2 separate regions of the Homo sapiens genome follow, and region 1 is linked to region 2. The links are chromatin loops, found by intact Hi-C in ENCODE. Cell type or tissue: Calu3. All regions are shown on one strand. Each heading gives the region's core, and the rest is flanking DNA. Links, peaks and the distances in the headings are about the cores only. Region 1 overlaps OTOF (otoferlin). Region 2 overlaps SELENOI (selenoprotein I).

Evidence for each region. Peaks named below come from ENCODE experiments on the same cell type or tissue, not always from the same donor. Only the 100,000 strongest peaks of a DNase experiment are listed, where the experiment ranks them.
Region 1: it touches region 2 in a loop (2.7-fold over the local background); 11 of 110 quality-filtered maps call a loop at or near these places.

The regions. Positions count from the first base shown.
Region 1 is chr2:26,466,653-26,472,030 of GRCh38, reverse strand. It overlaps OTOF (otoferlin), which reads left to right. Exons shown (of 47, transcript NM_194248.3): 31 at 881-910; 32 at 1,310-1,438; 33 at 3,557-3,623; 34 at 4,530-4,666; 35 at 4,798-4,932; 36 at 5,180-5,317. Among named protein-coding and RNA genes, the nearest start is that of DRC1, 67 kb to the right of the region's middle. In Calu3, for the core only: a CTCF peak has its summit at 2,751 (motif pointing right); a DNase peak (open chromatin) is centred at 2,740.
Region 2 is chr2:26,352,659-26,358,036 of GRCh38, reverse strand. The region is part of intron 1 of SELENOI (selenoprotein I); the gene reads right to left. Among named protein-coding and RNA genes, the nearest start is that of ADGRF3, 8.6 kb to the right of the region's middle. In Calu3, for the core only: no CTCF peak of the experiment used is centred there; a DNase peak (open chromatin) is centred at 2,336.

The DNA of each region.
Region 1 (5,378 bases), core at 321-5,320, 110 kb before region 2:
GCGTATGGTGTGCATATGTGCATGTGGTGTGTGCATATGTGTGTGCATGTGGTGTGTAAATGCATATGTGCATGTGTGCAGTGTGCATGCATGCGGGTGGTAGGTAAATGTGCATGAGTGTGGTATATATGCATATATGTGTGCATGTGCGCTTGTGTGCATATGTGCATGTGTGCATGTGGTATGTAAATGTGCATGTGTGCATGTGTGCATGTGGTGTATGTGCATATATGTGTGCATGCATGCTTGCGGTGTGCGTATGTGCACATGCGTGCATACATGTGGGTGTGTGCATGTGCACTGGCATGTGGTATGTGTGTATGAGAGACAGAGTGAGCCATCACAGTTTATTATAATCACCTGCTATAATTTTTACTCCAACAAATGACACCATAGGTAATGATTCCTTATGAGATCATCAGTGTCCTTTCCAAAGAGTCCCTGGTTTTCCATCCCAGCCATTCACAAATGACACTTCCCTGGCCTGGGTCAGAGGAGGATTTCCAGGTGGAAGCTCCTTATTCCTCCTGGCTTTGGGCCTAGGACTGTTCATCTGCCAGAGAGAGAACTGCCATCTGGGGGTTGGGTGTGGAAGTGGCGTACAAGCTGTAGACCCTACAGGGAAGGGCAGAACGTGGGCCAGCCTGGAACACAGCCCACTGTTCCTTTGGCCACCCAAAGAAACATCCTCACTCAGACCCTTTGCAGACTCACCAGTCAGAGTGCTCTTATTAATGCAAAGTTGGCCTTGCGGGCACAGGGGCTGCCAGCACACAGTAATTTCCATCTCGGCTCCTCCACACACCCTGTGCTAGGCCACTGCCTGCCACTCCAGGCCCCAGTGGCTGATTCTGCCCCTGTCTCCTTGGTTCCTCTGCAGACTTCTGAAGCTGTTGTCAAGGTGGATGTGGTGAGTGTGGGGGCCATGCAGGGGCTCTGGGGTGAGAGGGTCCTTTATTGGCAATGATGTCAGGCCAAAGGGTCCAGCATCAGGGACAGAGCCAGCCCCAGCCCCCGCATGCTTGGGCCAGCACACCTCCCCTAAGATGCAGTGGAAAAGAGCTGGGTGAGTGCAGGACTCGGTGCCAGTCCTGCTTGGGCGAGTGGATCGCACTGGCAGGTCACAACACTCTGTGGCCTGTGGCACCTTCTCCATAAAATAAGGCCCTGCCCCTTGGACATGGGTGGCCCCACAGAGCCTCATGGAGCCCAAGGCTTCCTGCTGACAGATGGCGGAATGGGTGGAGGCTCTCGGGATTGTCCAGGCAGGAGGAGTCCATGTAGGACTCTGGACCTGGCCAACCTGCAGGCTGAGGAGGAGAAGGAGAAGAAGAAGAAGAAGAAGGGCACTGCGGAGGAGCCAGAGGAGGAGGAGCCAGACGAGAGCATGCTGGACTGGTGGTCCAAGTACTTTGCCTCCATTGACACCATGAAGGAGGTGAGACCTCGGGTAGGGTGAGGGGAGGTGACCCCCTCCACACTCAGACCCTCCTGTCCAGCTTCTTTCCCACGGCCCCCAAGAGCTGGATCCCAACTCCATTCATGTGAGTTTGGGATGGTTTTGTCTCACATCCTTGAAATCCTAGCTCAGAACTCACCTTCCAAGATGATGGTCCCATCTACCTTCCCTGCTTGGTTTTCTTTTGTCCTCATTGACTCATTCCACAAATGCCTCTTGGGTATATGCGATGAGCCAGGCTCCATACTAGGTGCTATGGGAGCCAAAAGATGCCACACCTGCCCTGATGGGCCTCCGGTTTACTGGGCAAAATGGACATGTAAACAGAGACTTAGAGAGGACTATGTGATAACAAAGGCAAATCATGGCTTGGGGGAATCAGGGAAGGCGTCTCAGAGGAGGTGACCTTTGTGGAAAAGGAGAAACATGTTCTCAGAGGCCATAAGGGAACAACTGCTTATCAGTAGTCCTTACGACTCTTCTTCATAATGTTTTATTTTACACATCTTGGTCATCGGCACGTGAATGATTCTTCCCCTATTACACATATGTGGGTTCCATCTGTTTGGCCAGATTGCAAGTTCCAGAAAGCGCATTTCTCTGCTTTCTTGTTTGTGTCCTCTCCACGCTGCCTACCTAGCTCAGGGTGCTCTGACTGGCCACCTGACCAGGAGGGACACATGCCTGCAGTTGTGTTTCCTCAGTGGGGCCAGAGCTGATCCAGCCACATCCTCTCCCAGGCCCTTTCTGTGACCCAAGCTAGGTGTGATATTTATTAGAGCACACATTAAGCTGCTGTAGCAAGTTAGAGTGAAGTGAACAAGACAGCAGTTTATTTCTCACATAACATCTCAGAGAGTGGGGGTTAGGCTGGTATGGTGGCTCAGTGGTGTCAAGGACTAAGATCCTGACCTCTTGTTTGTCACATCTGTAAGGTTGGAGGTGACTCAACATCATGTTCTAATTCAAGTGCACAGGAAGGGTTAAAGAGGAGATGAGGCATATGCTTTTCTTTTTCAGGGCCCAATCCAGAAGCTGCACATATGACTTCCACTCACATTGATCAGAATCTAGTCCCTTAGCTACACTTATCTGCAAAGGAGGCTGGGAAATGTAATCTTTCACAAGGTGGCTGTGTGCTCAGCAAAACTTGTAAAAATAGGAGAACAGATCATTGAGGACAACTGGTAGTCTCGTCTCCCACCATCAAGTTGGCCAGGCTGGAGCTGCAAGAGGCTGCCTGTTGTCGTCTCTACTCCTGCAATTTTCACAGACTGCCACCAGGTGGCGGTGGCGACTTAGTTGAAACCTGGTTTCTAGTTTCTAGTAAGATTTATTCTCGTTTCCAGTAAGATGGGGTGTGCTGAGTGAAAGAAAATATAGTACATTTTCTTACTGTTATACTTTTGTACATTAAAACAATTTATTAATATCACTAAAAGCAACATTAAAATGCACTGTACTTTTTTAAGTAGAAAATGTAAATATTTATTGCAAGGTGTTATTTCTTTTTTTTTTAAATTATACTTTAAGTTCTAGGGTACATGTGCACAATGTGCAGGTTTGTTACATATGTATGCATGTGCCATGTTGGTGTGCTACACCCATTAACTCGTCATTTACAGTGGGTATTGCTCCTAATGCTATCCCTCCCCTCTCCCCCAGCACCACCACAGGCCCCGGTGTGTGATGTTCCCCTCCCTGTGTCCAAGTGTTCTCATTGTTCAGTTCCCTCCCATGAGTGAGAACATGCAGTGTTTGGTTTTCTGTCCTTGTGACAGTTTCTTCAGAATGATGGTTTCTGGCTTCATCCATGTCCCTGCAAAGGACATGAACTCATCCTTTTTTATGGCTGCATAGTATTCCATGGTGTATATGTGCCACAGATGCATAAACCCCTAAGTACCACTAGTCACACTGTACACATTATAAACTTTTTTTAACCCACTTAAGCAGAGCACATGGTGGACTTGAAATGCAGTAGGGAAGATTTTCTACTTCTAGTGCATTAAGACTGGTCTGGGCCCACAATTTGGGGTCAACAGACTCCTCCCCAGGAAACCCACCTTCTGTCCTTTTCATCTCATCTTTTGGCAGCAACTTCGACAACAAGAGCCCTCTGGAATTGACTTGGAGGAGAAGGAGGAAGTGGACAATACCGAGGGTGAGCCCTGGAACCTGGAACTCTGCCTCCTCCTCCCCGCCCCTGGGTGGTCAGCTCTCCTGCCCACCTCATCACCTGCTTCTCTTTTCCCTCCTGCCAGCCCTCCCAGCCTTAGTAGCCAGGGAAGCAGCATCAGTAATCCATGGGCAGTACTGGGCAGGCTAAGGCCCTTGTCCAGGGAGGCTTTTACTCTGACCAGTTCAGCACCCACAGTGATGGGCAGACATTTAGAGCCACAGAACATCAGAGCTAGAAGGGACCTCAGAGCTCATTCCATCCAGCATTTTCCAGACTCTTTTCCATGAAGAAAATTGATGGATGTTCTAGAAGGAACAAATTAGTTTTGGTCAAATTAGTTTAGGAAAAGCTGATTGAAACAGCTTGTTTTGGTGCAGGACTTTTCATACCCTTTACTGTGCAAATGTTATTATACATCTCTAAAAGGAAGACACAGTATAAAATATTTCCCCAGCTTATTGGATCACAGTACCCTTTCTTCTAAAGCATGCCAGCAGCATCTGCACCAGGTGCTCCACTGAATGAGGTTTGGGAAATGCTAATACAGAGTGTTATTATTATGGACAAGAAGAGGGAAGCTAGTGAGGAAAGTGAGTGGGCAAGGAACTGCGCAGCAACAGGCCTCCACCCCCAAACCCATGCTCCTTCCTGCCCCTCTCTTCCAAAGGGCATGAAGACAGTCTTCAGACACCTTCCCGGGCATAAACCCACTGGGGCCCCCAGCACCTCCATGAGGCGGGCATGCTAGGGAGTATTATCTGCATTTGACAGCACATGGACATCCGAGAGTTAAGTTAGTAAAGCAAATTAGCGACAGAGCTGGGTCTCGAATCCAGGCCTTCCTGCTCTGCTCATTTCTGCTCCACCTCCTTTTCTGCTTCTGGCCAGGCCTGAAGGGGTCAATGAAGGGCAAGGAGAAGGCAAGGGCTGCCAAAGAGGAGAAGAAGAAGAAAACTCAGAGCTCTGGCTCTGGCCAGGGGTCCGAGGCCCCCGAGAAGAAGAAACCCAAGATTGATGAGCTTAAGGTGAGAGCCTAGGAGCAGACCCTTCTAGGGTGTGTGGGGGCGGGAAGAGGGGGGCGCAGTGATCCTGCAGGTGGGGCAGGACAAAAGCCAGAGACCAGGCAGCCGCCCCCTAACAGCCTGGTCTGTCTCAGGTATACCCCAAAGAGCTGGAGTCCGAGTTTGATAACTTTGAGGACTGGCTGCACACTTTCAACTTGCTTCGGGGCAAGACCGGGGATGATGAGGATGGCTCCACCGAGGAGGAGCGCATTGTGGGACGCTTCAAGGTCAGGCCAGGAGCACGGGCCCAGCCTGAGCACCCGCCAGCCCTTGCCCCCCCCACAGGTTCCCCCACTCACCTCCCACCACTGCCCCGGCCACTGCCTCCAGAAGCCCTGGACTCTCCCATGACTCAGCAGTTAAAGGGTGAAGGCCCTGCCACATCAGGGTCCAGCCCTCCTGGTGCTGTTAGCTATTTTGAATGCCACCCTTGCCAGGCAAACCTACACCCTGACCCACATTTGTCTTGCCCAGGGCTCCCTCTGCGTGTACAAAGTGCCACTCCCAGAGGACGTGTCCCGGGAAGCCGGCTACGACTCCACCTACGGCATGTTCCAGGGCATCCCGAGCAATGACCCCATCAATGTGCTGGTCCGAGTCTATGTGGTCCGGGTGAGACTCCCGTCGCTTTCCCTCCTTGCAAGTCTCCTCATCCTCCCATCTGGGAGAGAGC
Region 2 (5,378 bases), core at 202-5,201:
GGCGAAAGGCATGTCTTACTTGGCGACAGGCAAAGAGAATGAGAGCCAAGCAAAAGGGGTTTCCTCTTATAAAACCATCAGATCTCATGAGACTTATTTACTACCACAAAAACAGTATGGAGGAAACCGCCCCCATGGTTCAATTTCTCCGAATGGGTCCCTCCCACAATTCGTGGGAATTATGGGAGCTACAATTCAAGGTGAGATTTGGGTGGGGGCACAGCCAAAGCATATCAGCAACAAAGCAAGACACTGCTCCCCACACCCCTTAAAAAATAACCACATGTACACAATTTGTGATAAATACTACAAAGGGAATTATCCGAGTATTATGTAAGAAGAGGACAAGGGGACAGAAACACAGGGAAGAAGGCCATATGAAGAGGGAGGGCAAGCTTGGAGTTACGCTGCCACAGGCCCAGGCAGGCCAGGAGCTACTGGAAGCTGAAATAGAGGCAAGGAAGGATTCTCGCCTAGAGCTTTTGGAGGGTGTGTGGCTCTGCCAATACCTTGTTTTTCTACACTTCTAGCCTCCGTAACTATGAGAGAATTAAAATTCTGTTGTTTAAAGCCACTCAGTGTGTGGTAATTTTTATGGCAGCCTTAGGAGGCTAGTAAAGATGGTAACCAGCTCCCAAAAAAGAAGAGAACAAGTGGAGCAGGAAGTGTGCCTAGTCAGAGTGGTCAGAGGCAGCTTCTAGAAGGCGACATTTAAGCTGAGTCCTAGATGAGAAGGCAGTCAGGTAAAGAATGTATGAGACACAGTAGTGAGTGGAAGGCTAAAGACAATGTGCTTTCATAGATTCCACTTATATGAAGTTCAAAAACAGAATTGATTTATGGCAAAAGAAGTCCTAACAGTAGTTTGGTGAGAGGGACTGATGGGGACCTTCTGAGGCACTAGAAATAATTCTGTATCTTGAGCTGGGTGGTGGTTACATGGGTATATACACATGTAATAAAGCAGTAAATTATACACTTAAGATCTTAATGTATTACAGTATTTATATGTAATTTTTACCTAAAAAGGAAAAGAGAGAGAAAACGAAAGACTGTATGACTCACGTGTGTGTGTGTGTGGAGGTAGGGATGTAATACATGCCAAGAAACACCTTCAAGGCAGGAGAACAATAACATGTACAAAGACCACCAACAGAAGTATCAGAAATGCTGAAGGAAGGCCAATGGAGCTCCAGCATCATAAAGAAGGGTGATATAAAATGAGACTGGAAAGGTGGGCAGACATCACCTGGCAGGACCACAGGGAGTTGGATTTTATTCTAAGAACAAAAAATGGTCCTTAAGAGGACCATTCTGAACATGATGTAGAAAATGGACTTGAAGGGGGTAAAGTACAAACTAGAGACCAGTTAGAAACTATTATAGTTTATCAGGCAAGTGACAATTATGGGTTTAGTCTAGGAGCAGTACAATGACTTGTAAAATACTTTCTAAATATGCTGTGAAGTGTCCATTTTTGAGAAGATTAGAAATGAGTCCCCCTTAATTTAAGAAGGAAATTGGCTCTAACATAAGGAAAACTATGAAAACACCTTCTTGGACCTAAAAGTATGTCCTTTATACATGTATTTAAATCCCTTCTATGTACCAATAAGAAAACTGAACTGACACATCTTTGCACTAAATACTGAGCTCTGGACAACTTAGTAATCACACTGAGTCCACTGCCCCAAGTAATGCTCTACTATCTATTAACCAGGCATGGTAGTACACGCCTGTAGTCCCAGCTACTCAGGAGGCTGAAGTGGGAGGATCACCTGAACCCAGGAGTTTGAGGCTGCAATGAGCTATGACATGTCACTGTACTTCAGCCTGGGCAACAGAGGGAGATCTTATTTCTAATTAAAACAAAACATCGCTAAACTTAAAATACAAAAAAAGTAGGGGGAAGGATAATTAACCCTAGGACAGAAATAAAAAGTTTTTTAATGTACTTTTAATCAATACAAGACTTGAGGCCAGGAATGCTGGCTCACCCAGGCAAGGTGGCTCACGCCAATAATGCCAGCACTTTGGGAGGCTGAGATAGGCAGATAGCTTGAACCCAGAGCTTCAAGACCAGCCTGGGAAACACAGAGAAACCCCATTTCTACAAAATAATACAAAAATGAGCCAGGTGTGGTGGCGTATGACTGTAGTCCAGCTACTTGAGAGGTTGAAGTGGGAGGATCACCTGAGCCTGGGGAGGTTGAGGCTACAGTGAGCCGTGATAGTGCCACTGCACTCCAGCCTAAGCAACAGAGCGAGACACTCTCTCAAAAAAAAAAAAAGGGAGAGAGAGAGAGAGACTTGAAGAACTACGCCCACAGAGAACATGACTCATTGAGCAAGGAGATCTAATTTCAGTGAATACCGTCGTTTACATCTAACAAGTCGGAGAGAGGAGGGTGGCAATAGGAGACTGGAGAATTAGAGCAATGAGACAAATACAAGCAAGTCATGATGACAAACAGGTTTGCTTGCTAGACTTTAAGTAAGCTCTAACAAGATGAGAAGATATGGCAAAAGGAGGCGTCATTTAGTGAATGAACTTGAAATCTTTGCTGAGGAATTTGGATATCAAACACATGGAAGCCACTGCTGACTCTTAAATAGGGTGCAGTATTTGAGAAAAATTATTTATTGTCTCTGTGCTATTACATATAATTATTCTTTTCAGAAGAAATCTGAAGCCAAAGACTATCTGGGGGACCCAAGCTAGACAGACTCCTTATTACTCTTTCCAGCTGTCCATTACGTTGCCACCCTTCACTTCCTATCTGAAAATAGTTTCTCTTGGTATAACCACCAGGGATGTGTATAAGTGTGGATATATTATATGCTAGCCAATGTTCATTTGTGCAGGGAATCACAAATGTCAAGTTTTATTTATTTACTCAGCACTTATACAGCACTATGTGCCAGGCACTTTATAAATTTTAACTCATTCAGTTTTCAGAATTATCCTATGGGGTAGGTACTACTCCATTTCACAGATGAGGAAACCTGGTTAGATTAAGTTACCTGCTAAGTATCACACAGCTGGTATGTGGAAACTTTTTAACGTAATATTAGTCCAAAAGCTAATTATTTAATCAAAAGCCTTTTATCTCAAATAGAGCTAATCATAAATGAAATGGTCTTTATGCTCAACTAAATGCAAGACTAGTAAATTCAGGCCCGCTTGCCCCTACTAATAATTTTAAACCAGGGAAAGAGTAAACAAAATCAGGTTTTTTCCACTACATTTTCCCCATCTGCGTACATTAGATACACATCCAATTAAGCATGCCATTGAAGGTCTTTATTCTAATGTTTATATATCTTACACAAAAACAGCCAGTACCGCCAGGCGCGGTGGCTCACATCTGTAATCCCAGCACTTTGGAAGGCCAAGGCGGGCGAATCATGAAGTCAGGAGATCAAGACCATCCTAGCTAACACGGTGAAACCCCGTCTCTACTAAAAAAAAAAAACAAAAAATTAGCCGGGCGTGGTGGCGGCCGCCTGTAGTCCCAGCTAATCGGGAGGCTGAAGAAGGAGAATAGCGTGAACCCAGGAGGCGGAGCTTGCAGTGAGCCGAGATCGCACCACTGCACTCCAGCCTGGGCGACAGAGCGAGAGTCTCGAAAAAACAAAAACAAAACAAAAAAACAAAAACAAACAGCCAGTACCTACAAGGCAGAGTTTATATTTCACTCTTAGTTTTGAGAGGCAGAATAGCAGGAAGAACATGGACTCCAGACTGATTGCCTGAGTTCAAATCTCAGCTCCACCACTTACGAGCTGTGGGACCCTGAGCAAATTACTTAAATTTTCAGTGTCTCGGTGAAACAGGGAAAATAGTACCTCTTTCTCAGATGGCAGTTGTGAATATTAAATGAGATAATACACATAAAGCACTTAAAGCAGTGCCTGGCACAGAGTATACAATATATAAATGTTTGCTATCATTATTATTGTTATTCAGTATTTATGATGATAATGCTTTCCCTCACTGAGCTCCCAAGGCTCGGCCTGGTCACTTACACACCCGCCACTTCCTTGTGCTTCTAACATACCAGGGTCTTTCCAGTCTCTGTGCCTTGGTTCCCACGGGTGTCTTTGAATGGCACACCTTTCCCCGAGTTTCCCGTATGCAGTAGGCAAACTCTTATTTAGCAAAGAATTTCTTAATATTTAAGCACTACAGCAGTTAGAGAAACAAGCCATCATCAGTGAACTGTTATTTCAGAAGGCAGTAAAAGATCCAATTCAAGATGTTTCCTCCAAATAGCACCTAAAAATGTAGTAGCCATCTTCTTACCACTAAATCTCTCCCCTTCTGCAGTTTTCCACCCATCCTTCTTGTCTCTGCCAACTGCAGAAATAATTCTTTCTGCCAGACATATATAAATCACTATCTAAGACAACTAGAATACATTTCAAGCCTTATTAATGTACTTACAGGGAACAGAGGGCAGTTCCCCAAATCTAGTCAAGGTGACAAAGGTACAATTAAAGATAAGTTATGCTTCAATTAACTGTAATGGATCCAGGCAATGCCATAATTAACATATTGTATTGTAGTCAGCTTGTAGTCATAATAAATGAAAATCAAAATATCAAGAATTTCTCATGTTCTATTGAGGCTCTAAAAGGAAAAGTGTTCGTATCTTTGAAATTTTTACAGAAATGTCCTCTAATAGAGGACAACTCATTCACAAATGAGATTTCTTTACAAGTTTTCTTTGTTTTAATTCCAAGTCCATAAGCCACACTTTCATGTGGTCCCATCCAAGAGAAGTGACCTGTGCAAAACACTATTGTATTTTTTTAAAAAATTATATATATAAAACAGTATGCTGTTTCATAAAACCCTGCCTCAGTGACTACCACTTCTATCCACCCAGTCATCCTACCAGAACCTGAGTCATCCTAGACTCCTCCCCGTCTTTTATGTGGCCCTCTACACCACCTCCAGCTAGTCAGTCACCATGTTCTGCCAATCTTGTATCTTCAAATCAAGGATCACAGGGATCTAGCAGGTAAACTGAACAAAGCATTCCTGCATAAAGCATATGCATTGGTAGAGAAGTGGCAAATTAGAGAGCAAATAAAAAGAGGGCAAGCACTATTCAGCATCAGCTGATTCTTGTCAAGAGGAAGTTCAGGGCCAGTATAGTCCAATATTCTGGTTTTTTTTTTTTTTTTCAAGAGAATCCAGAAATCTGGACTTTTATGAGAAAGACACTAATTTTTTTTATTATTATTGAGATGAAGTCTCGCTCTGTCTCCCATGCTGGAGTGCAGTGGCACGATCTTGGCTCACTGCAACCTCCACCTCCCAGATTCAAGCGATTCTCCTGCCTCAGCCTCCCAAGTAGTTGGGATTACAG